4 separate regions of the Homo sapiens genome follow, and all the other regions are linked to region 1. The links are chromatin loops, found by intact Hi-C in ENCODE. Cell type or tissue: heart left ventricle. All regions are shown on one strand. Region 1 holds the start of PCDH18 (protocadherin 18). Region 2 has its middle 91 kb from the start of LINC02511. Region 3 has its middle 140 kb from the start of PCDH18. Region 4 overlaps LINC02511 (long intergenic non-protein coding RNA 2511).

Region 1 (8,000 bases):
CTATGTTACTTTTCTGTTTAATGAAATGAAATTACATTATTTAAAATCAAGGATTAATACTCAAAATTAGGGTTCTGTCAGGATCACAGAATTGTAGTTTAGCCAACTCCTTTATTACACAAGTACGAATAAGAAAACTGATTCTCTTTGAGCAAAGTGTCTGATTCTAAATATATTCCACTAAATTTTCAGAGATTTCTCTTCAAATTGGTCAAGAAAGTCTATGCATTAAAAACAAAAACAAAAAACAGACACCATGACTGTGCAAACAGGCTCTCAGGTACACGGCATGCCTTATTGTCTCTCGAAGTCCCCCCCATACGTTCATCCTGTGAGATATATTATAGCATCTATTACTGTGATAACAGAATTAAATAATCAACATTTAATAGTTATGGGGTATGTCATAAGTCTTTAGAACATAAGAACAATGAGGACACTCTACTTAAAAACAATTACTACCACAACAAAAACCTGTTACTTCACATACTTGATAGATTAGTGTTTAAGAGTGCAGGGATTGGTCCAAATCTCACTCTCCCATGTACAAACTGCCTGATTTGAGATGCATTTTCTAACCTTTATAACTTTCAGTTTCCAAATCTTAAAAAAAAAAAAAAAAAAAAAATAGAAGCCTGTTACTACTGTCACTACTACTAATTCCTGCCAAAGCCTTAGGAGAGGCAGTGCAGGTATCAAACTCTGCATGAGCCTGGAGTAAACCTGGGGGCATAGTTGGTAACTACTATTGCTACTACTATTCCTAATATTAATACCGCTCTGGCTACTGCCATCACTACTTCACTTATGAGTGCTCGAGTTTCTATTCACAGTGGTCCTTTGGTATCCAAAGGGGATTGGTCCAGGCCCCCTGTGGATATCAAAATTGGGTTGCTTATATAAAGTGGTATGGCAGTTATATACAGCCTACGCACATCCTCCCAAATACTTTAAATCTTCTCTAGGTTACTAAAAATACCTAATAAATGTAAATGCTATGTAAATAGTTGTTATACTGTATTGTTTTTTATTTGTATTGTTTTTTATTGTTGTATTGCTATTTTTTATTGTTTAATCCAAATACTTTCAATTAACAGTTGGTTGAATCTATGGATGTGGAACCTGCTGATACGGAATGTCAGCTATATTGATTTTCTTGAATTCCTGTAGCTGTCTGAGGCTCCCTCATGTTTATTTCCTAAACTCTCTTACTTATCTGTATTCAAAAATAGAGGTGCGATGAAACTAAGATGGGTGATATTGTGTTGTTCTATCTTTCATATATCAAATGGCAGTCAATGATCCACATTCAGTGAAACTTGGAAATATAGGTAGCCAAAAGAACACACGTATTCCTAAGGTTGATTTAATATTGCAGTCTTTAGTAGTGGGGCTGCTAGGATAATATAATCAGTATTTAGTCAGTTCAGAGAGTTCCTATTGCAGAATTAGAGGGAAGGAACTCCAAGGAAAACGTGGTTCGAAACTTAATAGCATCTCTTCTATCTAGCTGTGTACTTAAAAATTCCACTCTTGGGTCCCTGTGCCTCTTCTACTATAGCAAAATGAAATGTTGGCAAAAATATTCTGTGCTTACCACCTACAAAGATGCATTCCTTCTCCTATTTTTAATGCTTGAAGTGTACAATTTCCAGTGTATTTTAGTCTCTGATTTTGTGAGTTGGTGCCCATCACAGGAAATGCATCCTCCAAATTACAGTCCGGTTCACCACTCTGCGCCAAAACAGTTTAACTGAATAAAAACCACCACCCAATAATTTTGCAAAGAGTTACACAACCGTGTTCTATGGCTGTATCGGATGAGGTGGAAAGAGGGGGAAAGTGTTTGTTTTTTTGATTTTTCCCCACCCCTTTCTTCTTGTCCTATGAAGCTGTCATGCTTACTCGTTCTCTTCCAACCGCTTAATGAAATTTAAGAAAACAGTGTTAAAATGTTTCAGTTTCTGTTCATTACTAAACAGTGATGAACATACTATAAAACATATTATAAATACTTTAGTGCAAGGGACAAATAAAGAAGAAATATAAGCATGAGAGAAATTTTTCATTTTACTGGTGTCACGGTAGACCTGAAAATAAAGATTTTCTATCACTACCCTCTTACCTGCTGGAATTCTTCCATCTGTGAGAAACAGGTCGCTGAATCCTTCACCCAACAGCCTATCTATTGGAGAATCTCGCCCCAAATCATAATCACTGTCTCCTGCCTCACTGTCACCACGGCCACTGTCTTTCAAGCTAAATTTGTCCATGTCTTGAAGGGCATATCTGGAAAGATAAATCACAAAAAAAAATTACAGTTTTTACTCTTCAGCATTTATGTTGAAACTTAATAGGTAACACAAGAATAATTCATACCTGTAGCTCCTGGAATATTTGTTTCCTCGAAAACTTGGTCTTGGCTGATATTGCCCCTGGTGAAGCATTGAAAGAAGCTGAGAGACCTGCTGGAAACCAAATAGACAGAACTGATTCCCGGAAACAAGCCTCCAAACACTCACAATCTTTAAGCAAGAAAAACAGTTGCTTGCTATTTCAACTAAGTAATTGAATATATTCTCTCTATTTAAAAGATTTGCAAATGCTGGACTGTGGCGGACCACGCAGCCAGCTACCAACTATAACTAAAATATATCTCAGAGAGATTTGGATGACCTAATACAACTGACTTTTACTTTGTGAAAGAAGACTCCCTTTCAAATAACTGATTTATTTTCTTTATAATTCAGACAAAGTGACCACCTGTAAAAATACATGGAAAATACTGTAAAATACAACACTGCAATGCATGTAGTTTAAAAAATGTCAGGAAATCTTCCAAACTTGGACAAACATAGCATGCATTGAAATAGAAGTCTGAAGGCCTCAGTTTTTTTATTTGTTCAGTAAAGACTATAACCTTGAAAATAAAGCAAGTCTCTACTTTTTGGCTTCCCATTATTTTAATCTGGGAAGCAAGGGGACTCTAATTACATAGTCCTTTGTGACCTTCACATTTATTTTTCAATATTACACATATTATATGAAGTTATTTACTTAAGGAAAACTAAAAACAGTATGCTAAAGTGTGCATCTTTGCTACATATTCACAATGTAACTTGTATCCTACTTAATTTGCACAGTATTAGTATTGTTACTTATTAATGAAAACATTTAAGAACTAGTAAACACAATTCCTGAACACTAACACCTAACATTGCAATGAATTGATGCGGTTTATGATCTTACCTCAACAGCAGGAGTGGCGTGGGTGAGTTCTAATGAGAAATTCTCTGGCACGTGGTTTGATGAGATTGTCACCAAACTGTTGAGTGACTGGTGACTGTTGTGACTCTGCCGGCTGCCCATCTGCCCTCTTTCTAAGGTAGGAGATGAAGATGGAGACGATCTGTGATGAGATCTGATGGGCAGAGTGCCATTTATGGTAGGCACCAATGTGATGTCCCCTTTGTGAATCTGCCGGGATGGCCTTTTTGGGTGGTGCTGGTAAGTTGATTCGGCCACCCTGCAGTTATAGGATCTAGTGTCTTTCTTCTCGCGGTTACACCTAGTTGCAAATAGCACCATAATAACCAGCAACACTGCACAAATTGCTCCTAAGGAAATAATTATTATCATGGAGACATCCAAGGATGCCTGGCTTACTGAAGTCATTGCTGTACTTGTCACCGACTCTGCATATTCAAAGATCATGCACTTCAGAAGGACTTTGGTATGTAGCTGAGGATTGCCTTTGTCCTGAATGATAACTGACAGCTCCCATTCTGTGTAGGGAACAGAATCCATGCTAACGTTGGTATGGATGTCACATGATCGTGGATCAATTATGAAGATATTCTCCTCATTACCTGCTACTATGGCGCAGCTGAGTTCAGCATTCACACCAGAGTCTCTGTCAATTGCCCTTATTCTTGTGACATGAAAGCCACTTTCAGCCCCTTTGGGAATGGTGATTTCTGCCGTATTATTACGCAATGCAGGCCCTATAACCACAGGAACGTTGTCATTTTCGTCAATGATGGTGAGCACAACTGTGGTATTGCTTACCAGTTGCTTCGGGCTTCCTCCATCTCTTGCTTCTACCACAAAAGTGATCTGACTCACTTCTTCATGATCAAAGATTCTGAGGGCATAGATGGCTCCATTAGATGGGTCAATGGTTACATATGTAGTTATGGAACTTCCTAGAATAAAACTCTCCAAGATGGTGTATGTCACTTGCCCATTTTCTCCAAGATCAGGATCTGTGGCTGTAACAGTGGTGATATATGCCCCTGGTGAGTTATTTTCTGAAATTACAAATTCATATCGGCTTCTCTGGAAGTGGGGTGGATTGTCATTGATATCATTGATTTGAACTGTAAAATGTTTCACTGTAGAGAGACTGGGTGTCCCCCTGTCCTCAGCGATTACAGTCAAACTATACTCAGATCTCTTTTCTCTATCCAGTGTGGCATTAGTTAAGATTAAATAATTGTTTTCATATGTCTTCTGAAGTTTAAAGTGACCATGTCCATGAAGCTTACAAACTATTTCTCCATTCAGCCCAGAATCCTTGTCCTGAACTCTGACCAAAGCAACAAATGTATCAATAGGATCCCCTTCAAAAATATAAGATATTTCTTCTTTTCCAGGGGACATGAGGTTGATGTTAATTTCAGGTTTATTGTCATTAACATCCACAACCTTAATTATAATTTTGCAATGGGCTGGGATTGAATTTGGACCCAAATCTTGAGCCTGAACATCAATCTCATAGGATTTGGTGATTTCATAATCCACTTGCTTGAAAAGAGTCAAATGTCCTCTTTCAGAATCAATTTTAAAAGTCTCCATAATTTTGGGAGACACATGACTGCTGAAGGAATATACAATTTTCCCATTAGCGCCCTCATCTGGATCCGTGGCATTCAGATCTAAGAGCAAAGTGCCAACCGGGGAGTTTTCTAAGAGTTGTATTATATAAGATTGCTGCTCAAAAGCAGGGCTGTTGTCATTGGAGTCTGAAATGCTTATTTTTAGTATGGATGAGCCAGACCTCTGAGGTACTCCCATGTCTGAGGCAGTGAGCTGAAGCTCGTAGCTTGACTTCAGCTCCCGATCTAACTCTCTGACCACTATGAGTTCTGCATACTTGGCTCCATCAGTCCTGGTCCGAACCTCGATATTAAAAAAATCATTGGCAGAGAGCGAGTATGTGTGGAGGGAATTTTCCCCAACATCTGGATCAAATGCACTGTCCAGGGGAATGCGAGTCCCAACTGCTGCACTCTCAGATATCTCAATAGGTATGAGAGATCTTGAAAACTGGGGAGAATTGTCATTAATATCCAGCACTTCAACTTCAATATGGAAAAGCTGCAGATGCTCTGTGGGTAGAGTGATCACATCAAACTCTATGGAACAGTTCAAGTTTTTCTGGCACAGTTGTTCACGGTCAATTGTAGCCCCTATGCTGATTTCCCCATTATCCTCGTTTACTACAAGTAGAGGAGAATTTCCCCTCTGCATGGCTCGAAATCGAACAGTAGAAGGATTAGGAAGCTTCAATAAAACATCAGCCACATCCTCTGATAGTCTTGCAATTACTGATCCAACCCTCTGTTCCTCATAAATCCTGTATTTCAAATTCTTGCCCAGTACATCGTGGTTGAAAGATACTATCAGAAGTGCAAAAACAAACCTAAAGTGCATTTTAGCATTCATTTGGTGCATTGGTCAGTTTATGAGATTTCCCTCACAGAGCAAGTTAAAACAGCAAAGCAATTGCCTCAACTTCCTTTGGCAACGTAAAGCTACATTTGGTACTTGAAACTTGAAAGCGTCTCTTAATAACACAGCACAGCAATTAACAGCTCGCAAACTTTTGTTTTATACACACCGTGTCACGACTTCCAGATACCTTCGGCATGGAGTCCAGTCCTTGCGTTTGTTTGGTCGTTCGTCCTCTTTCCAGGCAGGAGAGTGTCACCTCCGCGTTTTCTCCCTTGTGTAGTCGGAATCCATCTATTGCAGGGTGCCGGTGGAGTCTGCAGTGTGTCTTTCCTGAGCGATTCTTTCTCCCTTTAGCTGCTCGGCTGCAGACTAAACACCCGTGATTGCTGACTCCAGTCTAAAATCTGTACAACTTCACTTCAACTCAGACAAAGCTCTTGCCCAGCGTGTGTTGAATCGCTTCCAGCCAATCAGCGTGCTTCCAAATCAAAAGCTGATGGAGTCACCCAAGGAGGGAGGGCGAGAGTGGAGGGTGGGAGAGAGAAAGAGACGGAGAAGGAGGAAGGCGGGGGTGGGTGCGCGAGGGAGAGAAGGGGAGATGGGCTGGTGGGGGCTGGGGGAGGAGATGGGAGCCAGTCCTTCCCTGTTCCTTCCTTCTTCCTCCCCACTCCCCCTCCGCCTTTCAATCTACTGCATTCACTTTCTCTGAGCGTGCCATGACAAAGGGGAGACAAATTACAGAAGAAAAACTTTAAATCAACTTCTGGTCGCCTTTATTTATATGGCACGTTAAATTCTTCTTGTTTTCTTAATTGCCCTTTCTTCTGCCACAGACATGTAATCATCTTGCTTTTCATAGTCCTTAAGTGCTAGTTTAACTTAAAATACCTCTAAGTGCGTTTTGTTGGTGGAGGAATTTAATACAATTTGAAAACTTGCTTCTAATTATGCTTCTCAGACCACCTCCTTCCCCACTCCCTCTGTAAATACTTGGGCCTTTCTCCTTCCAGGAGCACAAGCAGATTTTCTTGGGGCTCTGTTTTTAAAGAACGGAGCAAGTAAAGAGGTTTCATTTTCTGTTTTCTTTCATCTTTATTCTTTGAAGATAAAAAAAGGGCTATCTTGCACTCTTCATTTCTCTTAATTAGCAAGACTTAAGGGAACACCTCAGAATTTGGAACTAATTAACAATATAGTTCTACCTTGTATGATTTCTTTCCTTGAGTTTGGGCAAAATTGTTTGTAATATTTCTTTGTCCTGTACTTCAAAAAAATCCTATTTATCTTGGGTAAAAGACACTGCAAGCTTTAGCATGCCAATTTCTACCAAAAGGCACTATCTATACATGGCTAGTCTTTGCAGTGAATACAGGGGGGACATGGACTCAATAGTTTACAAGTCAAATTTTTATAATATATGCATTATTTATGAAAACACTTCAGATATGTATTTTAAAAACCCCAAAGGTTGTTTACACTGACAAATCAAATGCCTGAGCTGAAAATTGCATTTTGTATGCATCAAAATGCTAGGAAATATCATGGGAGGCTTGTGCTCTATCCAGGTCACAGAAACTGATACGGTATTCTTATTTGAAAATATGATTATTTATGATGTTCTTTCTGCTCTGCAATTCCTTTTAAGTTTATCATCGTGGCTCCATTTTTGCTGCTTTTTTTCATACCTTTTTCCTTATTCCTCAGCTGTCTTCATCCGCTTGCATATTTGCTGTTTCACAGAATGTCATTGTCACTTTTTTCCATTTATTTTTTCTCACTGTCTATTTTGCCCCCCAGAAACATATAAAAAAAGTAATTTTCTGATTTTTCCACTTTGCTTACTCTCAGCAGAGCTCAGCTAAAGTCACTAAGAAGGCTCTTTCCAAAAAAGAAAGCAGAGGAGTCTCAGCGTGAATTCTCCTTCTTTTTAGGCATTCAAAAGCATTTTATAAGCCATTGTCTTTTTTTCCCCCTCCTGAAATCAGTGCTGTGTGGCAAATTGTGCAGAATAGAAATGCCTATAATGAATGTATTTAGTACTGGGTCACGCTGATGAACATTCTGCCCCCATGAATAATACTGTTTTACAAGTTTGTAGCCCTTTCAAATTGCTGATCCCCAAACCCTATAGGCAAACTAGGAAAACTACCACAAGCAAGGGGGACTTTAGAAACCCATAGCCATCTGGCCTAGATCTCTAACAATCTGAGCCAATAATTATATCAATTCAGGCTTTAGCGAACCCCTTTGCAAACACCAAAAGA
Region 2 (8,000 bases), 230 kb before region 1:
GTATCATGTAATCCAGTTGTGTGAGCTCATTTTCAGCATTAACTTTTTTCTTTTTCTCTGATTTTATTATTTCAATTTTCTTATTACTGATGAGGATATATGGATTACAACGGTCCTGGAATGATTTTAGACAGAAAAAAAAATTAAATGTGGACATGTTTGGGCCCCGGGGCTTTGATTTTTTATACGTGCCTTCTCTTCTTCCCTCCTTTATACCTAGGACCCTAGGCAGAGCAAAAATTTTAAGGCCAAATCTCTTTGTATGTATGTGAAGTTTTTCTAGGTCACTTTTCATAAGTGGAGAATCTCTATGAAAAGATTTTCATGCATATTTTTATGCAGGATTAGAAAATCCAGTTTACCCACCTGCAACAGCCTGAGGCTGTCTCTCTGGTCTTCCTGTGTGAATGACAAGCCTACACTCAGCCTTTCATGCCTAAATACAGGGTAAAAATTACTGTGGGCTGCAGTGCCATCGGCTCTCGCCATGTTGACTTTTATTATATTTTGTGCTCTTTGAATCCTTCCTTTATTCTTTGGTGTTTAGTTAGATCTTACTTTGAAGGTTTTGTTTCATCTATGATCTCATGTTCATAGCAGAAGGGAAACTATCTGAATCAGGTCATCATGGTTTTTAATAAAAGAAAGCAGTGTAAATACTTAACCAAGTTCTCCTATTAAAAACAACCAGCAGTTGGACTCCCCACATCTGTGCCTCCACTCTTATTCTCAATCTTCATATTTGTACTTTTTTTTTATGGTTAGTGCTTTATTCTTTGAAGAATGCTTCTAAAACATCACACTAAGTCAAGCTGAAAGGTAAAGTTTAAAATAGTTTTTAAAGTATAAGTCATAGTATATGTAATGACTATTCACTCTACAGAATCTTGACCTTAAAGCTTATGACACACCCAGTTGGCAGTAGCACCCATGTTTTCCAAATAGCCAGTCATTATTTTTCTTTTGTCTGCATAGACTTCTCATTAGCTGCCTTCTGCTTTTGTTGCATGAGCTCAGAGTCCCTATGCTTTCTCTGAGAGGTAGTCAACCTATCCTCTTTTCTTTTCCCCTTACTATTTTCCTGGGTTTTCTCCATGTTTTTTCTGGTGGACAAGTTCTCATTGATTTCCACGGGCCATGCCGACCATTGACAGAGCCTGGAATAAAGCGACTCAGAAAAAGCAACAGCTCCCTGGCACACTAGGCTACCATCACCACCGTCTTCTTTTCTCTTTCTACATTTATCTGCTAGCTTTTGTTTTCTCCCCTAAGACAACCTGTGTGGGGAAAATTTTCTCAAACCATGGTTTTCCTCTACTCTCATGTCACAACAATCAACACAGAAGACTTCCGTGACAAAATGTAGGGGGGAGTTTCCCCACACACCAAGCGGTGGACACCATATGAGTGTCCTCCTATTTAGTTCCAACACTGTCTATCTGGAGATAGCATATCCCACAGGGTGGGGCTCAGTACCCAAGCCTGCCCCTTGCTCACCAGTCACAATTCTAGGCTTCTGAAATTCTGATTAACACGTATCAGGCATTGGGGTTCCCATGACTCCCTGTTTTGGTTCAATTAATTTGCTAGAACAACTCACAGAACTGAGGGAAACAATTGCTTACATTTGCTGGTTTTGCAAAGGATATCTATGGAGAGTTGCATAGGAAGGCATGTAGAAAACGGTGTGGAGCTCCCATGCCCTCCCTGGGTGTGCCACCCTCCAGGAATCTCCATGTGTTCACCTATCTGGAAGCTCCCTTAAACCAATCCTCTTGGGATTTTATGGAAGCTTTAGGACATCAGTATTCTTTCCGCCTAGAATATAGGGCAGGACCATCTCTGGGAAAGGCCTTAAGACCCACGATCAGAAAGGCCAGGGAAGAGTAGAATCCTGCCTGGGGTCAGTGAGATAAAGGTAGGAGAAAGGAGGGAAAGAGAAGGTTAGAGGCCTGCGCCTGAGGCCTAACACACCCAACATTATAACAAAAGACTGTAACAAGGGCTACAGAAGTTGTGAGCCAGGAACCTTGGATGAAAGCCAGTATATATCATGACACCACAAAACCAAATCTATCTAATCTCATCATTTATATGTGACAGTTCTTCCATTTCATTCAATATCCTCCTAACACTAAAATTCTTACCTGAGCTTATAATTCCCAGAAATAATTTCACTAATTGCATGTATAGGAAAATCATTTTATAACTCTATTTTTTAAATATTTTATATTTAAATGATGATTTAAAATAGCCTGTTCTGCAAGACGTAATTGCTCCATTAAAAAAAAAAAAAGTAGAAGAAAAAAAAGACCTAGCATGCTATAAAATTTTTATAATACCAAATAAGATGGTACTTGTTGGAAAATAAAGTATGCACAACTGTAAGGGGACATAAAGCTATCAAGAAAACCACAGCTTTGCTACAATCCTTGATTAGCTGAAGTAGCACTGTGGGTGTTTCCTTCAAAGTCAGTTCTTTGCTACCAGATGGAGATGTTCTTGTTTCTTGTTAGATATCCTAGACCATAATTTAATCCATTAGTCAGCAAAGAGTGGAATCATTCCCATACCTACTCCAAACGTTCTCTTTCATTTCTTTCGGGTCTATGCTACAAGTCAATACTTTCCCTATATGATTTCTTCAGGCTTTTTCATTTTATGTTTCAAGACAAACTACGCTTATTAAAAGTGAGGCTTTGGGTTGTACAACATTGTGAATGTACAAAATGCCACTTAATTTCACACTTTACAATGATTGATTTTATGCTATGTGAATTTCACCACAATAAAAACATGAGATTTTTCTCACCAGCAGTGTTGATAAAGCAGCACCAATTTCTATTTATGAATTAAGTACACTGGTGATCTGGTCCTTGCTTTGGTTCAAACATAGAAATAACAACATCTGAGAGACTTTTCCTGACATCCCTAACATTTGTACCCAGTCTTCCTTAAGCTTTCTGGAGCACTGAAAATGAAAATAATAGTTTTCCTCTTTAACATCTCTTTTGCAATTTTGTTTGTGTTAATGTTCTTCTGATCTAATTTTCTTCCTATATTTCTGATTCAAGTTTTGTTTGCTGGTTTTAATTTTTCCACCTATCCTTTTGATGTTAAAATTTCATGTAGTCAATAGACTTTTTCTCTTGCAGTTCTACATTAAGTTTTTGTGCAACTGAAGCTCACACAACACTTCAACGTACATCTACCACTTTGCTACACCTCAAACTAATGCAGTAAATTGTATGCATTCTTTATGGCTATCAAGAGGCTGCTGAATGCTTCTAGATTACATCAGTTTGTTTTGAAGAGTACCATGTTCATTTCCTCCAATCTCAACTGTGCTCTCAGTTATTTCTATGTCTTCAGTCAACTGCACCTCTCATTCCACAGAGCAAACATTTTAAACTTCTAAATATTTTCTCCAAGAAAACTGAATTAATGTAAACTCTACACAAAAAGGCCACATTAGTCATTCTATAAATATATTGTCAGAATTAATGAATGAACACGTAGATCTTACTTCATATTTAGCACCTATATTTTAATTCATTCTTGCCCGCTCTATATTTCTTACAAGTATGTATTTTTTCAATGATTCAGGTATGCAGTAGGTAAATTTCGTATTACAGAATACTTTGTTCATTTTTCCCTACTTCCTTCAGTAAGCTTTAACTGTGAAACAGCTTAATTGCTACTGACAATTATTTCTTAGATGTATAAAAGTCCCCTTTAGACCAATGTCAATGTTTGTTAATCTAACATTACTTTTTTGAAGGAAAATTACTGCTATTAAATGTATACTCGTGGAAGGAAGTAATATTGTAATCAGTTCTGGGGATTCAATTAACTAGGGTGTAATAATACTGTTTGCTTGAAAGAAAACAATTTGTACCTGCATATTTTCATTTGGCTACCTAAAGATCTTTTAAGGGATTATCTGATCATTAGAATGCTTATTATCTTGATAAAATACCCTAGTTTGGTGATTACAAAATAATTTAATGAGATCTTTCTTAGTTAAACTCAAGTATTTTATACAGTATCATAAATTAAAAAAATCTTCCTTACTGATGAATCAATACTATGTGATATCAAGATGATAAAGTTATAGCCCTATTCAATGTCTCTTTTTTCACATAATTTTAAATTAATATCTCTCTGGCCCTATCATTTTTGTAAAAATTTACCTTTATAATTAACTTATTTAAAATAATTTACCACTTCTATTATTGATATATAGTACATTTGCTATTTTATTACATCATTGTCATTTTATTCAAACTTCTGCCAGTTTGATGCTATTTCTAAAATGACTCAAATATTCTGCATTGAAGCCATGCTATTTTCTTGACTACTTTTCTGAATAAATTATCTTTATCTACATGTTTCTTTTTTTTCTTTTCTCAAGCAACTGAAATTAAATAAAAGAAAAATAGACATGCTTTATACTTTCTATCTTTAATTCAAACTATACTTGCTAGAGGCTGATGATTTGTTTCAGAGTTTCTACAAGACAATGAGTAAAACTGAGCCCAAACACCATAACAATACCGAGAGAAGCTTTCCTTCACTAACTGCCTTAGTCCATTCACACACTGCTATAAAGAAATAAGTAAAACTGGGTAAATTATAAAGAAAAGAGGTTTAATCCATTCAGTTCCACACTCTGTACAAGCAGCATGACTGGGGAAGACTCGGGAAACTTGTAATCATGGCGGAAGGCAAAGGGGAAGCAGGCACATCTTATGTGGCCAGAGAAGGAGGAAAAGCACCAAGGGGAGATGTTACACACTTTTAAACAACCAGATCTCGTAAGAACTCACTATCATGAGTACAGCAAGGGAGAAATCTGCCCCCATGATCTAATAATCTACTACCAAGTCCCTCCCCATCAATGGGGATCACAATTCAACATGAAATTTAGGTGGGGATACAGAGCCAAACCTTATCAGTAATCACCACTCTAGGTTTGTTTTGTTTTTGTTGGTCTTATTTGCAAGAAGTTGGTTTATTCTCCTACCTTCAGCTGCCTTGGCCAAGTCTTTGAAATAACTCCTTTTATCATTGATAAGTTAAGCAGTGAATTCAGTAAAACAACAATTTAGCAGAAAACAAACGCACATATTATTTTACAGTTTGGAACAAGAAAAAAAAATACATGAGAAAAAGAAAAACATCATTAAAGTCAATATCTTTTGCTCTATGCTAGGGAGTCTTTATTTCCTCTTATTTCACAGACATTCACTATATTCACCATTCACTGAGCTATCTCACCCTGGATTTCTTAAGTCTCTTATAAATCCACAAAACGATGCACTGTTTTCTTGATCACTTTTGCATTTCAACTAAGCAGGATGTTTCTGTAATATACCAATATATTTGTACTATAAAGATCTATGGCTATCCCCACCCCTACCTGGTTTCAACAGCATTTACTTTCTATGCAGTCTTTTATAAAATCCCACTTTGGGAAATCATTTATATTAGTATCTTTTTATCAACAGGAGGAGGTTGTTCACACATATAGATAACCTTGAATGCATTAATATAAACTTGTAATAAGGCAGTATAATTAAAAGAATAAGATGAGTTCAAATTCTAGCTTCAGCATTTAGCATCTGCATGAGATTTTCAGGTTATTTGACTTCCCTAAATCTAAAATTCCACAAACTCCATGAGATGTCATCTGTAAAACATTTTAAAGAAGTTGTGCAGTCCACAGCCTGGGAAGTACTACCTTGCATATGGCAATCTTTCAATGATAGAGCGATACTGATATTATTAGCTTTATGCCCATCTACCTTAGCTGAACAACTTTAAAATGTTGTAAAGTATAAGATAACATAAGTCACAACAACTCCAGTTGATCCATTTTCTGCTCCCATTCATTTTAAGTACTCTGTGTAAGAAGCAGCATCAAAATTTGACACACAACTCATTTTAATGTCAAAATTTAAAAAAAATTATAAATCTGTGACATACCTTTTATATAATACCATGTGAAAAATGAGGAATAATTAACTATCTACTTCATGGGTATGAATCCATGAAGCTAAGATTAATAATTTTAACTTCATATGGTAATATCCTTCTCCAATAATACTTTATAACTTCAAAGCCATTTAGAACAGAGAATGTAAAGGCACAACAGAAATCTGCTAAGCATAATTTCATTACTCTAATTCATCATAATTAACACACAACTTTAAATAATTAAATTACCTTTGCTCAGCCTCAGTTTTTTTTCTTGAACATTTTACATTAGAGACAATATGATATGCACCATAGAGAAGCTGAGCAAAGTTTTTACTGAAGACAAATTTAACTCCAGCTCAACAGAAGAAAGTCAAAATAAAGGCTCAATGTTAACTATTAGCGTGGAGTTGCTCACTGTCCTTTGCACTTCTAAGTTGTCTTTCAAAAGTGTAAGATGGAAAGGAGGTTAGAGTATGGTCTCTGATTTGTAGTATTTGTTCTGAATTGTCTGGAATTCTATTTGTTTTCTTGCCTAGTGCTGACATGGGTTTGATGGATTTAAGTTTTTTGTCATTGTCCCCACAGGATTCTTTCCTTATCAGCTCTTGGCAGATTGCAACCATTTAAGGAAAAACTTCTTTACTGGCTATCAACCTTATTTTCATAGCTTCTTATTTCTCAGTGTCAAATGTATTGTGTACATTAAAAAAAGTTCAATCATCCATGCCAGGCCATTGTAAGTAGAATTGTATTTTAAGTGATACAGCAAATGAAATTGACCTTGGTAAGCCTCATGACTTGTCAGAAATATGGCCATTCCTTCAATTCGAGTTTTATTCACAGAACGCAAGAGCTAAGCTTAAAGAAGGTATACTGTTTTAAGAAGAGAAAGTCACAGCTATTTCTTAAGAACAATGGCATTTGTGCCCTCTTCAGTAGATGACAGTGTGCTATTTTATTTGAACAAAATGACTAGCGTCTACTATTCTTTCATGTTCTGCAGAGGTAATTTCCAAACTGTGGTCTCTTGCCAAGCAGCAGTGGCACTGGCAGGGTAGTCATTCAAAATTCAAAATTTCAGACCCCACCCCTCAAAACTACTGAATTCTGGGGTGGGGCCCAGCTGTCTGGTTGGTTTTAAACCAGGTGATTCTGGTGCACACTAAAGTTTGGGAACCACTAGGATAAGCTATAAACCAAAATTACAAGCAAGATGAGTTTACATACTTTAGTTACCATTTATTTTTGCAACCACCCTGGTTATAAAACTAGTTCTGTGAAAATAAATAAATAAATGGTCACTCAACATTGTGATTGAGAGAAAACTACTAAATTATACCTTGAAAATTCGAAGCCCATCAACTCCTAGTAGGTTGTAAAAAGTCCACCAAGGAAGAAAAAAAACTGAAATGAAATAATGCATAGAGTAAGCAGCAAAACAAAACCTTAAAAGGAGAACATCAAAAGTCAGAAAGAAAATAACTCCAGTCCCAAACCTTGCAATGTTCCCTTTGCCTCACTGATAGTCATAAACAATTCAGTCATTTAATACCCAACAAGACAAGCATTTGCTACACACACATTGGATATATTTTCTACAACATACTATATGAAAACAGTGAACCCATTCACCATTATAAAAAAGTACTCACTGCCCAGCAATTTCTTGAGAAAATATTGCTAGATTTGATAATATCTTTATAAATAAGACTGAAAAGTGGAGAGCTCTACGGAACTTAATAGTTGAGACAGAATCAGGGAATTGGAAAAGAAATGCATTTTGCCTTCAGTCATTTGCATAACAGCAGTTTTATTTTAAAAGGTTTCTTGCTGAAACTAGAAATGCTTTGAAGAGAAACAATAAGAATCTTCATTTTGAAATCAGCTAAGCAAGAGTGAAAATACTGCCAAGTGGACTGGCTGCATGTCAGGATCACTGTAAAAATAAGTTGTGGTGAACTCAGGCCTGAGTCAAAGGCTATGGCCACAAAGGGCAGGATTATGGCTGAGTGATGGAG
Region 3 (8,000 bases), 140 kb before region 1:
TGGTTTTTTTAAAACAATTTCATTAAAGGAACAATGAATGCATCCCAAACTCACTTCACCATGAATTCATTATTAAAAAAAAAAAAAAGGACAGGGAAATGAAATCACGTCTGTAGACTTCTGGAAACAATCATGCTGTATGAGTCAGACTGAGGGTCAGTACTTCTTTGCCAGAATACCATAGGATCATGCTATTGAAAATCTAACCAACATATAAAGTCGTAAAGAGAAAGAAAAATAAATGAAAATTCACATTATTGCAGATTGTATAGTTTGATGCTATGTGAATGGTCTTCATTTATGGCTAGGAATTGCAAGACTGCTGTGAAAAGTGGCAATTATACCTTGAAAATAAAAGACTGCAGTAATATCAGGACAGATATTAAAACAATAATGTGATTTAAAGGGTGCTTTTTAGTACTTATAGCTTCCCAACATCTGTCCTTCAAGGTGGGGAAATATACATTATTTTTTAAATTTAATCATACCTATCTATATATATTTTGTACTCCATGCATCTTGTAATGATTGGAAAAAAAAACTGTCCCGGAGACATCTCTTTTAATGTCACTATGCATTTTGTTAGTTTGTTTAACCATCAGACAAACACTAACCAAAATAGAGTAGATCTGGAAGATATGCTTTTGAATTCACACTTGAGGATATAGGTACATTTATGGATCTAAGGATATCTTTTTATTCTATTGTTTATTTTTGTAGTGGTGACAGTATATCCTTGTTGTATATGTATGTGTATTTATACATACTTATAAATAAATATAATAGGTATAAAATTTAATCAAAGTGTCAAGCATTCTTGGGACACTATTTTTTAACTTAACTGAGAAAAAACAGTGACAAGTTAAGAAAATATTGACAATTTAGTATCTCATGTGAATATTAAGTTGCAGCTTTCTATATTCTCGTTTATGTAAACAAAGAAAAACAATATATGGCTGGGCGCGGTGGCTCATGCCTGTAATCCCAGCACTTTGTGAGGCCAAGGAAGGAGAATCACCTGAGGTCGGGAATTCGAGACCAGCCTTAACAACATGGAGAAACCCTGTCGCTACTAAAAATACAAAAAAGCCAGGAGTGGTGGCACATGCCTGTAATCCCAGCTACTTGAGAGGCTGAGGCAGGAGAATCTCTTGAACCTGGGAGGAGGAGATTGCAGTGAGCTGAGATCGCGCCATTGCATTCCAGCCTTGGCAAGGAGCAAAACTCTGTCTCAAAAAAAATGTATAAATATATATATATGGTAATGTCTGTCAGTAATATCAAAAGATGAACAGATAGTTGATAGCATAGACAGATGTATAGATATTACCACAAACATGCACATATTTACACACTACTACACAACTCGAGGCCATTCTGGCATTATATAATCATGGTCAGTAATGAATGTTTGCACAAGTCTTTTGAAAATTCCATATAACTAATTTGATATTGTTCATTAAATTTAAGAATGACTTAAAAATACATTAAAATTTTTTCTTTTCATAGTGAAACAATTACTATTATCTTTCAGGCCATGTAATTACTTTATTTCAGAATTGTAAACAAAAAGAAACAAACTAAAATAAGAGGCCTGATTTTAGCAATATGCCATTTTATCTTTGTAAAGTCCGCCATACAATTGTTAATTGTGTAGCCTCCATGTTTCTTTACCAGAAAGACAACTGATTACATGACAACATTTTGCTGATATATTAATGATACCATTAACAATTTATTGCAAAATTTCTTCAGTCTTTAGAAAGTTAACATGTGCATGCAATATAATATCAAAGAATTGTGACGCTCATTCCATTATATCTTTATCAACGAAAACAGAAGTTAATAATTATTCTTTAGTGTTTTTATGAATAATAGAGTAAGTATAAAAACATCAACTACATACATTTTTAACAAAGAATTTTTCATTTCCATTATTTAACATTTACTCTTTAATTAATTTTTAATAGGATATAAATAATGTTGACAGGTGGTTATTGATGGAACTGATTAAAAAGCTTCATTCATTCATCTATTTTTTCAAATTCAAATTTGCATTGTTTTTGGAATGAGTTTCAAATAGTCTGCCAAATTCTCATGATACAGAAATGAATGAAACATGGTCCCCGCCTTAGCAGTCTGGTAGACAATGTTGATTTGCAAACATCCAACATTTTACATTCAGTGTAAAATAAAAGTGTATCCAGAGATCCAAATCTCATAAAAATATTTTTCCTCATGCATTTGTCTCACTTTTCTACATTTGTAAATGTAATGTATTTCTTAATAAATTTGTTCTTCAGAATTAGAGTTTTTGTCTTCCTGTTCTTCATGATTGTTTTCTTTGGCAACATCTCCAAGTAAGTGCATTCTTACATCCATTGCATTGCTTATGCCTAAAACTAGACAGACTAAATGAAGTGCTAAGTGTGTTAGACAAATTATTTATGCTAAAAGTTATTTTTGCAAGTGAACTGACCTGGAAATTGTGGATTTTGCCTTTTTATTTTTCTAGTATAGAATATCCAATTTTAGATATTTTAAGAAATAACTTTTAAAGCTTTGCATTTAACTGTTAAAGAAGTATGTCAATACATAATTTAAAACTTGAACTAATATTTGCTATATCTTCATGTTTCTTGTCTGCCAGAGTTTAGTGCTAAGAGAACTAGATTTGTACTAGGAGCCCAGAGCACTTTTTATCTGGTTAGTATGAAAGCTTTTTAATTTTCAATAGGTATTGTTTCTTAAAGCATCAATTTTTTAAAAACAAGAAAAAAAACAACTGAAATAACTGTTAATGTGGAAATCATTTTGTTTTAGGAGCAAATGTGAAAAATGATGCAATCTGCAGATAATAAAACTCTAGTTGTTTTGAGGTCAAAATAATCAGTATTATTTTTCTCTTGAGCAACACAGGAAGTAAAGAGACATTTTCATTAATGCCATCTGGCTCACAGATGTCATTTACTGTGAATTTTAGAAATATATGAAAACCTTATGGCTAATCTGTTTTGTAACACATTCATTTTTATGGCAGGATAAAAGGCCTAGTAGATATTATAGACATATTTAAAGAGGCTATATTTACATATTTATTAAAGCTAAAATATTATGTTACTAAATGATAATTTTTCCAAGTAATCATTCCTATCTAAAATGGCATTCAATAATATTTGTTCACCAAACCAAAGGATGACTTATGAATAAAATCCTTTTAAATTTGATTTTGTTGCTAAAGGATATGTGGTTATACACAGTGCATATATTAGAAAAACCCCTTATTCATTTAGTAATGCTCTTGATATGTTTTGGCTTATGGTTCAGTTCTTTTTAAATTTTGCTACATTCTTTGTTTCCACTTAAATTTGGCTTCTATGAAAACATTAAGAAATACTTTTTGTTTACCTCTTAGAAGGTATATACAATATGACACCTTTGGAGGTTTAATGTTAGAAATGCAGAAGCAGACCTTTAAAATGGAGTCCCCATTTTGCCAGTCATAAAGCAAAATCTGTGCGACACACACATCTAGGTATTTTTCATCCATATCTAGCTTGCTCACAATGACTTTCTCATGCATTACAAACAATCTGGCTCTTAATATAGTGTTTAAATGAACTTTAATGTGGCACATGACAGTCTTCTGATATAGTCAGTTATCAGTTCAGAGGTCGAATTACTGAATCTTACTCCCTACTATTCTTCCCACAGGGACATAAATTCTTAACCGTATCTAGAGTTCCTGCAATATAATGTCATATTCCCTTCTGCCATTTCACTGAGAGAAAGGTTATAAGTTCAGAAAATGCTAGCTGAACCAAACAGTTTATGATTTCACCTATAAACATTAGGGATACAAACATTTTCTCAACATCATGTGAACCACTGCCTGTCGTTTTGGGTCAGGTGTCTGTGTTCATGTGATAACACTCAGGTTCCATGAACACACATTACTGTGATTGCAGATTTCCCTTTAAACCAAAAACAACATTACATTTAATTATGACCTCACTGAAGCTTAGTTAGATGTATAATCAGTAAAAACGGAAGTAGAAAGGAAAGAGTTAGACAAGGTGAATGCATGATTTTAAAAAATGCCTGTATTTGCTCATGCTGTATTTTTACAATATATGAAAATCTGGCATTCTGGTTTCATAAATACATTCTACATTCTTTTCATTTTTCAGCCAGGTAATATATTTCCTAGAAAAGGTGTATATTGATAAAATTGCATCTGGAATTTCATCATTAGGTTTAGGCTGGAATAATTTAAATATGTTATTGTAAAACTAAATGTCAAGTTGATTGAGCCAGGATAACACAATAGCTTCTCTGAGCATGTTGGTGCACACCTTAGGCAACTGGCAGTCTCTTGACACAGATACGAACATGTCTTATAGAAAACATTGGTGGAAAGTAAGTGAACAGAATAATAGCCAAATATATCCAACTTACCTACCAAATCCATTCATCTGAGACTTAGATGAGCTTCAAAAGTCACAAACCAGATTTAAAGCTGTTCACCATACTGTTTATTCTATGAGACACTCCAACCGTTAACAATGTAAATGACTGCAATACTCAATACAATTTTCTAACACAATTACTTGGGTCACAGGTGTGACAATTTTTGAGCTATTGAAACTAACATGTTTGAGCTTCTGAAACAAACAGCTCTACAGTCAACTTAAAATCAATAACAGTATTTGATTTTTGTCATATTTGTTGCCTTCTAGAATTCTGATAGGTAGCATAATTCTGTAGTATTGATCAATATGCTATGCTGTGTGTCAATATGAAAAATACAAATGCCAATTTCAGTTACTTGGAAACAGTTTAGGAGAACTCATGGAAGGATTTCATCTATTTTTAACATTCCTGACCATAGGGGTTAGCAAATTTACCCTTTATAATCATTTATCTTGGCCAAAGTCAAGAATTCATTTACTATCCGAGTGAAATCACCCATGTTAGAAGAATGTCTAAAGGTTTTCTTTTGTTGTTGTTCATTTTCCAGTTTCTTTACTAATATGGGTACATTTATAATGGGAAATACTTTGAATAAAATATAATTTTATTCTTCAAAATGCGGACTTGAAGCAGCTGCTTTTCACAGTGTACATCTGCATAGTGTTATGGAATGAAGGTTTTTAAAATGAGTGCTTCAAAATACCACATTTATTTTCTTCCTTGCAGCTCAAATCCTCTCCCCGCCTGGTGTGTGTGTTCAGCTGGTTCTCCAAGCCTTGGTCACAGTCTCACTGACCTTGGTTGCCTGGTTACAAAATCCTCTTTGTGATTTGTGAGATGCTTGTCTTGATGGAGAGCAAAGGATTTTTTTTTCTACAGTAAACTTAAGGGAGTTTCTATTTCAGAGTAGAACATATTAAAACCAGTGTATCTTGCCAATTTATAATTTGCTCTTCATAGGGAATAAAATTATGAACTGGATTTTTTCCTATCCAAATTATATTTAATATTATTGCCAACATTTACTTCCTGATTCTAGAGAATAAGCATCTCAAACAGCTAGAGGGCTGCAGTCTAAGCTCCTTAAAAAATGAGGCAACTTTATAAAACATAAAGTATAAATATAATAATATGTTATGAAAATTGTATGTTCTTGTGAAGACAAATGTTTACATGAATCATTTGCAATCCACTTAATTTTCTCATTCTTTCTATAAATGAACTTGAGAGAAACTATATTTTTAATATTTTTGATGCTGGAAAAAATAGTCTGTGATATGCATTTTATTTTGTCATTATCCAAGTGCATTTCTCTTTCTAAAGTTCCATATCCCTATGATAGTGTCAAAATATATTGCTTGTCAGATACATATTTACTTAACTTTTACATCCAATTTTCTTAATTGTTTCTTTTTCCAAGAAAATAAGATCCACTCATGTGTATACACGCTTAAGGTGTGATTTTTGTGAGCTTATGCAAACGCAATAAAATAATAACATTTGTTTGTTGAAAGTGTATGGGTGCCTAATTCTGGAGATTACCTTTAATAGGAGGCAATGGGCAAACTAAATGTAAGTGGTGTGGTCAAGTCACAAAATAACAAGCCCATTGTATCAGAGATCCAGTTTGCTACTTGGACACTTGAGCATATAGTCCCTCTGAAGTTAGTATAATTGGTTCCAGCTGTTTAACTGTTGGGTTTTTTTTGGTTTTTTTTTTTGTTGTTTTTTTTTAGTTTTGAACAGGAGCCAACTTGGCTTGAAAGCTGTGCTACCAAAAAGAAGAGACTGAAGAATGATGCCAATGTATATATATGTATTTCTTTCAAGCCATTTTCCTGCAGCAGTTCATCTCAGGGCCACGATAATTCAAACACAATGATAGTGATAAAAGAGAAATGGGTTGTTTGACTGCTAAGAGGCAGCTGGCCTGATTAAAGCCAATATGAGTGAGAAAAAAGCTTTTCATTTTTAAACTTTTTCTTTGTGAAAGAATAATTTCCCTTCAATGATGTGGTAAATGATTTATTTTCATCCTCTAAGTACTTTATGTAACACAATTTTCTATAAGAGTTATTAGTAACTAAGGCAACACAGGGCCCTGGGTCTCCAAATTTAAGCTTCTTCATAATTTTTTTTCATTAATGTATTGAGTAAAACATATCTTTTGCAAGAATTCAAATATCAGATAATATTTTTCCTCTTTTCAAAATCATAGCAACATAAAGCATTATATAACTGAGACATAGCTCCAATATTATCTAAGAGGTGTATCCAAAGTCACACAACTAGTTAATGTCAAACATGGATTAAAGTCTTTTTATTTCTCGTTAATGAAAATCCTACTCAATGACATACTAGCCTTATGACCTACCTTGCCAAAAGTAATTTTTAACAGATAGTACTTTAAATAAACTGTAAAATTCCAAGCTAGTTAGTAAAAGTATATTAAAGTGTTAAATTTTTTTAAGGTATAAAGGTAAGATTTTCATTTTATAAAACGGGACAATTAAATGTGCTAAAAGTATTAGAAAGTATGCAGAAAGTATTAAAAGGAGTAATTTGGCAACAAGGTAGTCAAAAGGATAGTAACATTAAAAATATAGGCTGGGAACGGTGGCTCACGCCTGTAATCTCAGAACTTTGGGAGGCCCAAGTGGGTGGATCATGAGGTCAGGAGATTGAGACCATCCTGGCTAACATGGTGAAACCCCGTCTCTACTAAAAATACAAAAAATTAGCCGGGTGTGGTGGTGGGCACCTGTAGTCACAGCTACTCGGGAGGCTGAGGCAGGAGAATGGCGCGAACCTGGTAGATGGAGGTTGCAGTGAGCCGAGATCGTGCCACTGCACTCCAGCCTGGGTGACAGAGCGAGACTCCATCTCAAAAAAAATATATATATATACACATATATAGTATATATATGTATGCATATATATGCGTATATGTATGTATATACGTATATATGTATATATTTGTGTGTATATATGTATATATTTATGTGTGTGTGTGTGTGTGTGTATATACGTATATATATATACATAAAACAAGGTCAAGCTCGATGGGTCACTCCTATAATCCCAGCACTTTGGGAGGCCAAGATAGGAGAATTGCTGGAGGCTAGGAGTTCAAGACTAGCCTGGCAAACATAGCAATACCCATCTATTTAAAAAAAATAAAATAAATAAATAAAAATAAAACAACCAGGAGACCATGGCAAGAATGACAGCGCCTCCCAGAAAGTCACATTCAGAAGACAAAGAAATCAGTGATAGAAAAATTTTGCAGAAAGAAAAGTCAGGGCTTATGCAGAATTTCATAAAATGAATGACAGGTATTGCATTAAAAGAAAGTCCATATTTTGGATAATGAAACATTTATTTATTCAGAAAATACTTATTGAGCACCTGCTACCTGCCAAGCAGTCTTCTATGCACGGTGTTTAAGAGAAGAATAGTATGTCACCGATAGAAAGGGATAATATTATAGCTACATCTTTCTTTTTCACTAACTGTATTTGTTTGAA
Region 4 (8,000 bases), 410 kb before region 1:
TTAAAACATGGGTAAAAATTTTGAATAGAATTTTTTCAAAATACATACAAATGGCAAACAGGCATATGAAAAGGTGTTCAATGTCACTAATCATCAGAGAAATGCAAATCAAAGCTACAATGAGATATCATCTCGCCCCAGTTAAAATGGCTTTTATCCAAAAGACAGGCAATAACAAGTGCTGACAAAAATGTGGAGAAAGAGAACCCCCATACACTGTTGGTGGAAATGTAAATTAGTAAAATGACTGTGGAGAACAGTCTGAAGGTTCTTCATAAAACAAAAAACAGAACTACCATAGGATCCAGCAATCCCACTGCTACGTATATACCCAAAAGAAAGGAAGTCAGTATATCAAAGGGATGTCTGCACTCCCATGTTTGTTGCAGCACTGTTCCCAATAGCCAAAATTTTGAAGCAACAGATGAATGGATAAAGAAAATGTGGCACATAAATACAATGGAGTATTATCCAGCCCTAAAAAAGAGATTCTGTAACTTGCAACAACATGAATGGAACTGAATATCATTATGTTAACTAAAATAAGCCAGTCACAGAAATACAAACTTTTCATGTTCTCATTTATTCGTGGGAGCTAACAAATGAAACAATTGAACTCATGAAGATGGAGAGTAGAAGGATGGGGAGGGAGAAGTGAGGATGGTTTATGGGTATATAAGTAGTTATTATAGGAAGAATGAATAAGACCGTGTATTTAGTATCACAAATGGATGGCTGTAATCAATTATAATTTAATTGTGCATTTAAAAATAATCAGAAGAGTATAATCAAATTGTTTGTAACACAAAGGATACATGATTGAGGGGATGGATACCCCATTTACCAAGATATTATTATGATTGCATGCCTGTATTAAGGTATCTCATGTACCCCATAAGTATATTCACCTACTATGCACCCACAAAAACTAAAAGTTTTTTTTAATTAAAAGCTTAAGATTAAAATTAAATTATGACTAGAGATTGAGCCATAAAAACAACTCCTAACAAAATGTATTTTTTTTGAAAAAGGGATTTGGCTAACATTTCGAAAAAATTTCTTCTTGTCTTTTTCTTTGTCCCAACCAGATATACAAAAATCAAACAAATGTTATTAATGCAAATAAGATAACTGAGGATCTTCCCTGAAAAACGGTGGTGAAATAAGGAAAGTTTATGTCTTATTTGCACCAACTTCAAACTCAGTAACCACATGTTTCTGCCCTCATTTAAGAGAAGGCTATTCCCACGGTGCTCCCTGCATTCTCTGACATATCTGATTTCAGAAATACATCTCTTTGTCAGTCAGTTACAGTTAACCTGAAGTTATATTAAGATGGTCTCTCTCATATTCAGTATGCCTTGCATGGGCAGTACCAAACAAATTTCCATCAACATTGATAACTGTTAATTCCAATTAGCAGCTATTCCAGCCATATTACTGCATAGGGTAATTTGATACATGATTCCTACTTTCAGATGAAAGAAGGCTCAGAGATAAAGCTGCTCTTGTACTTGTCATTATTTGTGATCCCGATCCTCTACAGTCTTTCTATTTCCTAAATAGCCCTTTCCATTTGGGCAAATATCTGTGCCCTGGTACTTTTTATAGCTACTTTTATCAGCACTGTACTCATTTATGTTTTTATTTTTTTGTCTGATTTCTCCCTCAATATTTTCTGCGTTCAGATTTCATCTGGCCCATCTAATGCTGCACCTCTGCTTATTTTGTATTTAAATACTTCTCATTCAATTTTATATTACATTTGGATTCAGGATGAAAGAAAATCAGTCCATTAACTACAGATCATGATTGCAATTTAGCCTTAAACTACTTAGCTTTAAAACAAAACAAAACACAGAACTGTTGTTCAGAATTTATCTTACTATGTGTTTTACTAGCTATATTAAAAATATCTCTATTAGAGACTTATACAGATTCTGATGTAGTCTATTAAAAATATATAGATGAGGGATTATATTGCCATTTCCTCAGGTCTTTAAGGAATTAAGAAGCATATAGACTAATGAATGACTAAAGAAAACATGATACATATACACAATGCAATATTATTCAGCCATAAACAATAAGGAACGCCTGCAACAGCATGGATAAACCTGGAAGACGTCATGCTGAATAAACTAAGCCAGGCACAGAAAGACAAATACTGTATAATCTCACTTACATGTGCAATCTAAGAAAGCTCAACTCATAAAAGTAGAGTAGAAAGGTGACTTCAGGAAGTGGGAAGGTGGGGGACGTGGAGAGATGCAGGTAAAACGGTGCAAACTTTCGATTGCTAGATGAATAAATTCTGAAGCTGTATAGCATGGCAACTATAGTTAATAATACTGAATTGTTTACTTAAAATTTGCTAGAGTAGATCTTAACTGTCTTCAGCATGCCTCCCCCAACACATAAAATAGCAACTATGTGGGGTGATGGATGTGTAAATTGATTGTGGTAATCATTTCACAATTTAGACATAGACTCAATAATCATATTGTATATTTGTAATATATTGAAATTTTGTCAGTTATACCTTAATAAGGCTGAAAAATAAATATAATGATCTAAACATGTTTTAAAAAATGTATACAGACTTTTCGCCAGTTACTCGATCCCCACTTGGTAAATCTCAAATGATTATACACTGTATTCAAAACTACTAAATGTAGGTTTTACTTCTGGCATGAATACTAAATTGCAATATGATCTTATACAAGCTACTTTATGTGCATGAGCAATTTTTTTAATTAGTCAAATGAGTCCATAGTCATATTCTACTCATTGCATATTAAGAGAATGCAGATGCCTATCCAAAAAAGAATGATGAGGAAAGTACTCTCAGAAATACGCTATCATGTAATATACAAATAGTATTCACAGATTTTAAAAGGCAAAGTCAGTGAGTATTTTATATCAAATTCATATTTAAATATATAATGGTGGCTGAAGACAGTATCACTAATATATTCCAAGTATTTTTGCATAGGTAATATTAATTAAAATTCAATTTCAAACCAAGAGGACACCATTTTGTGTCAATATAACTCAAAACTAATTATATTACTTGGGATTTTAAAAAATAAAAGATTATAAAATTATTAGCAAGCATATTATCCTTATTTATATGCTCAATAATAAATGACATATTTGGCTTAAAGTATCTTTCCAGTTTTATTTGAAATATTAAGGAAATATATCTCAATCAACTCTTCGCTGGGATCTCCACATGTCTACAAGAAAAAAATCTGTAATCAATGAAAACATATCTGTCTGGATTCAATAACTAGAACTTGGGTGTGATTATTAAAATAGTTTAATTATAAATTTAGCTTTATTCTTCAAGAAGAAATAAATAATAAAAGAATTTGGTAGGCTGAACATCAGATAGCTGTGAACTTTAATTGCAAGGTAGGCATTTTGCAGTGTTTGTCTTTCTGAGAAATATTTTACTGTGATTAGGTAGAATTCTTAGGATATACCATCACTAGTTATTATATAATTGTATTATTTGTGTGTATATTTATGTTAATATTTTGCTTGCTTTGATTTGCTTTGGTTCACTTAGAATAGTCAAATTTTATAAAGTTGTCAGAATTACTCAGCGCAATGGTCAGTTTTATGTGTCAACTTGGCTACACCATGGTACTTAGTTTTTAGTCAAACAGTAGTCTAGATGTTGCAGTAAAGTTATCTTTCCGATGTGATTAACAATTAAATCAATAGACTTTGAGGAAGACAAGATTACTCTCCCAAATGTGAGTGGGTTTCATCCAGTTGGTTGAATGCCTTGAAAGGAAATTTGCCTTTAGATTGCCTTTGAGCTAGAGACTAAAACATCAATTCTTCCCTGGGATCTCAAGCCTGTCAACCTGACCAGGAGATTTTGAACTTTCTAGTCCTAATAATAAAATAAAATAAATCAATCTCTCTCTCTCTGTCTCCCTCTCTCTCTCTGTCTCTCTATCATCTATCTCTCTCCCTCTCTTCCTTGAGACACACACACACACACACACACACACACACACACACGCTACACCCCATATTGGATATTGGTATTGTTATTTTGGAGAACCTCGACTAATACTAATGGCTAATACACTAATACGTATGTGTCTGCCAGACAGAGAGAGAGGAGAAGGAGGGAGAGAGATGGAGACAGAGACAGAAGTAGAGCAGCTATTCTTGTTTATTTGATCTGTTTCTTTGTAGCAGGAAATATTCAACATTCATAACTTCGTGCACAGAGCAAAAAAATTAGTTGAAATGAAGACAGAACTGATTGTAAACTGTGTTATTTCCATTCCAATAAGTTCTTATAGGATTATTAGTGAGTATTTAAAGAAATCTACCAGCCATAATCAAAGCTATCAAAAGGAGGAATCCAATATATCAAAAAAGGAAAATAAACGTGATAACGACAGCTTTTCTTTCCAAAACAAGTAAGTAAAAGCCAAAGTAAATAGAATATCCTATGCCACGGCAGCAGGTAAATGCTTACCACGTTTTTCTAAGAATAAATGTTCTGCACACATTGATAATTTATATGTTTTTGGTATGAACATCTGTGGTTTAATCATTGTTTTTGCAGTAGAGCAAATGTAAAGCATATTTTACCTTAATTAAATCATTAAAGAGAAAATAGCCAAAAGCATAAGGCTTTTGAGAATGCTGATTTTAACCACATCACTAGGAATAGAATAGTACCTTGTTCTCTTTATAGCTGTGTTATAGCTCCCTGAGTAATTCAATTACAGTACAGCATTGAAGCCTATCTGCATAGTATTAACTGTAGTTAAGCTTTCCAGTCTCTAGAGGTCTCTGTACATCACTTTTTCACTCACTGCCATCCTTGCAGGAAAACAGACACTTCAGCTTTGTCTGGACAGACTGCAGCTCTCCAAGGAACTTAAATGTTTCACTACTGTGTTTTTCCCCATCCTCATATATTCTAACATAAATTAAATTATAAGGCTTTAGGTACAGTCAAAACAAAAGAGAAAAACGTTTTCTATTTATTTTTAAAATTTTTACAAGGAGAATGTTTCCTTTTTGTGATTATCTCAGGTGTCCCTATTCTGAAACTGTTTTGGCTACCTTGTTTCCGAAAGTGTACATAGTACTCATGATTCTGTATAGTATTATATATAGTACACAGGGTTTAATTTGACAAATATTATTTTCATTTATAAGTGCTTTAGGATGAGAAAGACATTTATTAATGCCACAGTTCTTCGTGAAATTACCTCGAATGCAGCACGAATATTGAATTCAACACTTGAAGATGATCGGCTCTTTCATTAACATTCTCATTTTTTACCAAAACTTTGGCACACCATCAGGGAATAAAACTTGCATATAAATTAGCATCTGCCACTGTGACTCAAATCCTGAAAACGGCAAATAAAGTAGAACCTTGTCTTCAAGGCTTAAGTTTCATTTTGCTTAGTTTCTTTAATAAGATTGGACAAACCCCTCCCCCTAGGATTCTGGTTTATGGGGAAAGCTGCGTCACGTTGTGTGACTTGCAAAGCTGGTCATATCTGTCATTGGGGGTTGGGGACCAGCAGGAGGCAAGCAGCATATTTTGTTATAGTAAGCAAAAAACATGAGTCAATGGGAGATCTAACAGTGCTGGGGCAAAGTTTTGACCAGAGTTCTATGCTATTGAAAAATGCTATTTTGGACATATGTAAAGTTATTTTCTAATTTTTGGTGACACTCAATATTTATGATCAAGTATCTCTTTTATTGCAAAAGTTAAAGCTTAGGATATATTGGACACTAAGAATAATACATATATAAACTCATCTAATCCTCATAACAATTCATCTTGTAGGTAGTATTATTAATAACTTCATTTTAAAGGTGAAAAAACTGAGGCAGATAAAGCTTAATAAATTTTCTCTTAGGGCTGCGGAAGTAAATGATGGAGCTGGAATTTAAATTCAGTCTGTTTTCAGAACCTGGACCCTTAACACCTAGATTCAACCACCTCTCAGGTAGATATATCCTTCCACAAATGAGGAGAGACATGGAATCAACCAATTGAATCAGCTGAAGGAAGTGCCTTGCCAAGTTTACGGTTGAGACCAGAGGCAAAAAAGAGAGAGCAAAAAACAGTGCAAAAACTTCAGAGGCTTTCTAATCAATAGCATCTCTGACAAAATGGCTATTTGATCCAGGTATTGTGCCATTAACTATAGACTTTTCTCTGCTTGGAGCAAAATATTAAAGTAGTATTCCTTCTAACGTCTTTTTTCTTTTTTTTTTTTTTTGAGACGGAGTCTTGCTCTGTCGCCCAGGCTGGAGTGCAGTGGCGCTATCTCGGCTCACTGCAAGCTCTGCCTCCCGGGTTCATGCCGTTCTCCTGCCTCAGCCTCCCAAGTAGCTAGGACTACAGGCGCCCGCCACCATGCCCAGCTAATTTTTTGTATTTTTAGTAGAGACAGGCTTTCACCGTGTTAAGCCAGGATGGTCTCAATCTCCTGATCTCGTGATCTGTGCTGGGATTACAGGTGTAAGCCACCGCGCCCGGCCTCCTTCTAACATCTTACTGCAGAAGAGATGTCATCTATTTTTTTCCTTTCTATAGAAGATAAAAGAGATTGAGAAAGAGAAAGAGAGATGTAGAGAGATTGGTGCCACATCTACACCTGTTTCATTGGTCTGTTTCTTTGTAACAGGAAATATTCAACATTCACAATTTAGAGTATGGAGCAAAAAAATAATTAAAATAACTACAAAATTGATAATATTTGTAAGTGTGGTATATCAATATTTTGTGATAGAAAAAACAAAGGCATGAGTTAGCCAAAGTTCAAATAAAAACTTTCACCTTTGCTTTTTGTGTGACCTTTGGTGACTTCCTTAGTTTAATTCCTAGACCTCTCTTCTATAAAATGGGAAAAAATATTAATAACAGTGCCTCCCTGATAGCATTGTGAAGATGAAATAAAATAAAATTGTAGCAGAATGCCAAGTAATCAATATTAACTTTGATACTACTGTGTTGATAATGGTAATATCTTACATTTAGTATTTATAATTAAGCTTGTTATTCATCATGTGAACAACTGTCACAATCTTCTACTTGTTCCTGTTCCCAAGATGTTCTTGCTGATTGTCAGTAGATGACTTTACAACTTATTTTAATGAAAAGGCTCAGGTGCCACCAAGGAATTTAGAATATGGCCTCATATTCAGCAAGTTCCAAAATGTTCTGCCACAGCCTTTGCTCTTGTTTCTCTCGCATTCTGGTTCGAGTTAATGTGAAATTTCCCACATCCTTGCTGATAATTACTGATCTTAAAACTAATTCTGGTCCCTCTGATACACCAAAATATCCATGGACAAAAATACATAAAACAATTTTACTCCACAAATGAACTTTACTTAAATTAGCAATATTACTATGCTCCAGGCTTTAAATCTAAAAATCGTCTAAACCATTTGACTGTTGAGTCGCCTTAATTACTTTCAATTATCATAAAATTTTGACGTTTTTTTAAATGAAATATTTTATTTTCTCATTTTCTCCACACTAGCAGAAACTGTTCACATGCAGTTTATTACTACCTCAAATACACAAATTGAAATGATGCCTTACTTAGATAAGAAGTATTAATTAAAGACCTGATATTTGGCCAATTACTTTGTGGGTACTGGCAGCTATAAAGACAAATCTAATATAAAAGTTTAGTTCTTGTTTTCAAGAAGTTTAAAATTTATGTTCAGAGACAAAAACTACAAATACAGTAAGCTATGAAATAATATAAGTTCTAAAAGAAAGTAGACTAAGGGAAAAATTCATCATTACTATTGAATGGAAGCTTTACGTTAAATCTCAGGCAGTAAGCAAAAGTTTTTATTTTGGCCTCACAATATAGATAAAAGTTGGACAAGCATAACTGAAGATCAGATTTCTCCATGAAGAATGCCATGTAAACTAAAGCTTGGTAGAAAAACCATGGCTGCACGCTGTTTAGCTATGA

The links. Hi-C counts contacts between places; a loop is a spot of excess contacts. Peaks named below come from ENCODE experiments on the same cell type or tissue, not always from the same donor. Only the 100,000 strongest peaks of a DNase experiment are listed, where the experiment ranks them.
Region 2: it touches region 1 in a loop (2.0-fold over the local background); 7 of 110 quality-filtered maps call a loop at or near these places.
Region 3: it touches region 1 in a loop (4-fold over the local background); 8 of 110 quality-filtered maps call a loop at or near these places.
Region 4: it touches region 1 in a loop (2.6-fold over the local background); 19 of 110 quality-filtered maps call a loop at or near these places.

Annotation. Positions count from the first base shown.
Region 1 is chr4:137,526,353-137,534,352 of GRCh38, forward strand. It overlaps PCDH18 (protocadherin 18), which reads right to left and starts at 6,142. Exons shown (of 4, transcript NM_019035.5): 1 at 3,250-6,142; 2 at 2,380-2,468; 3 at 2,126-2,289. The coding sequence starts at 5,736. RefSeq lists an enhancer at 6,051-6,170. In heart left ventricle, a CTCF peak has its summit at 4,949 (motif pointing left); a DNase peak (open chromatin) is centred at 6,259; H3K4me3 peaks cover 8,000 bases; H3K27ac peaks cover 5,001 bases.
Region 2 is chr4:137,300,049-137,308,048 of GRCh38, forward strand. It overlaps the pseudogene SERF1AP1. Among named protein-coding and RNA genes, the nearest start is that of LINC02511, 91 kb to the left of the region's middle. In heart left ventricle, no CTCF peak of the experiment used is centred here; no DNase peak of the experiment used is centred here; H3K27ac peaks cover 349 bases.
Region 3 is chr4:137,387,982-137,395,981 of GRCh38, forward strand. No RefSeq gene overlaps it. Among named protein-coding and RNA genes, the nearest start is that of PCDH18, 140 kb to the right of the region's middle. RefSeq lists an enhancer at 6,978-7,147. In heart left ventricle, no CTCF peak of the experiment used is centred here; no DNase peak of the experiment used is centred here; H3K27ac peaks cover 806 bases.
Region 4 is chr4:137,119,659-137,127,658 of GRCh38, forward strand. The region is part of intron 1 of LINC02511 (long intergenic non-protein coding RNA 2511); the gene reads right to left. Among named protein-coding and RNA genes, the nearest start is that of LINC02510, 70 kb to the right of the region's middle. In heart left ventricle, a CTCF peak has its summit at 4,820; no DNase peak of the experiment used is centred here; H3K4me3 peaks cover 880 bases.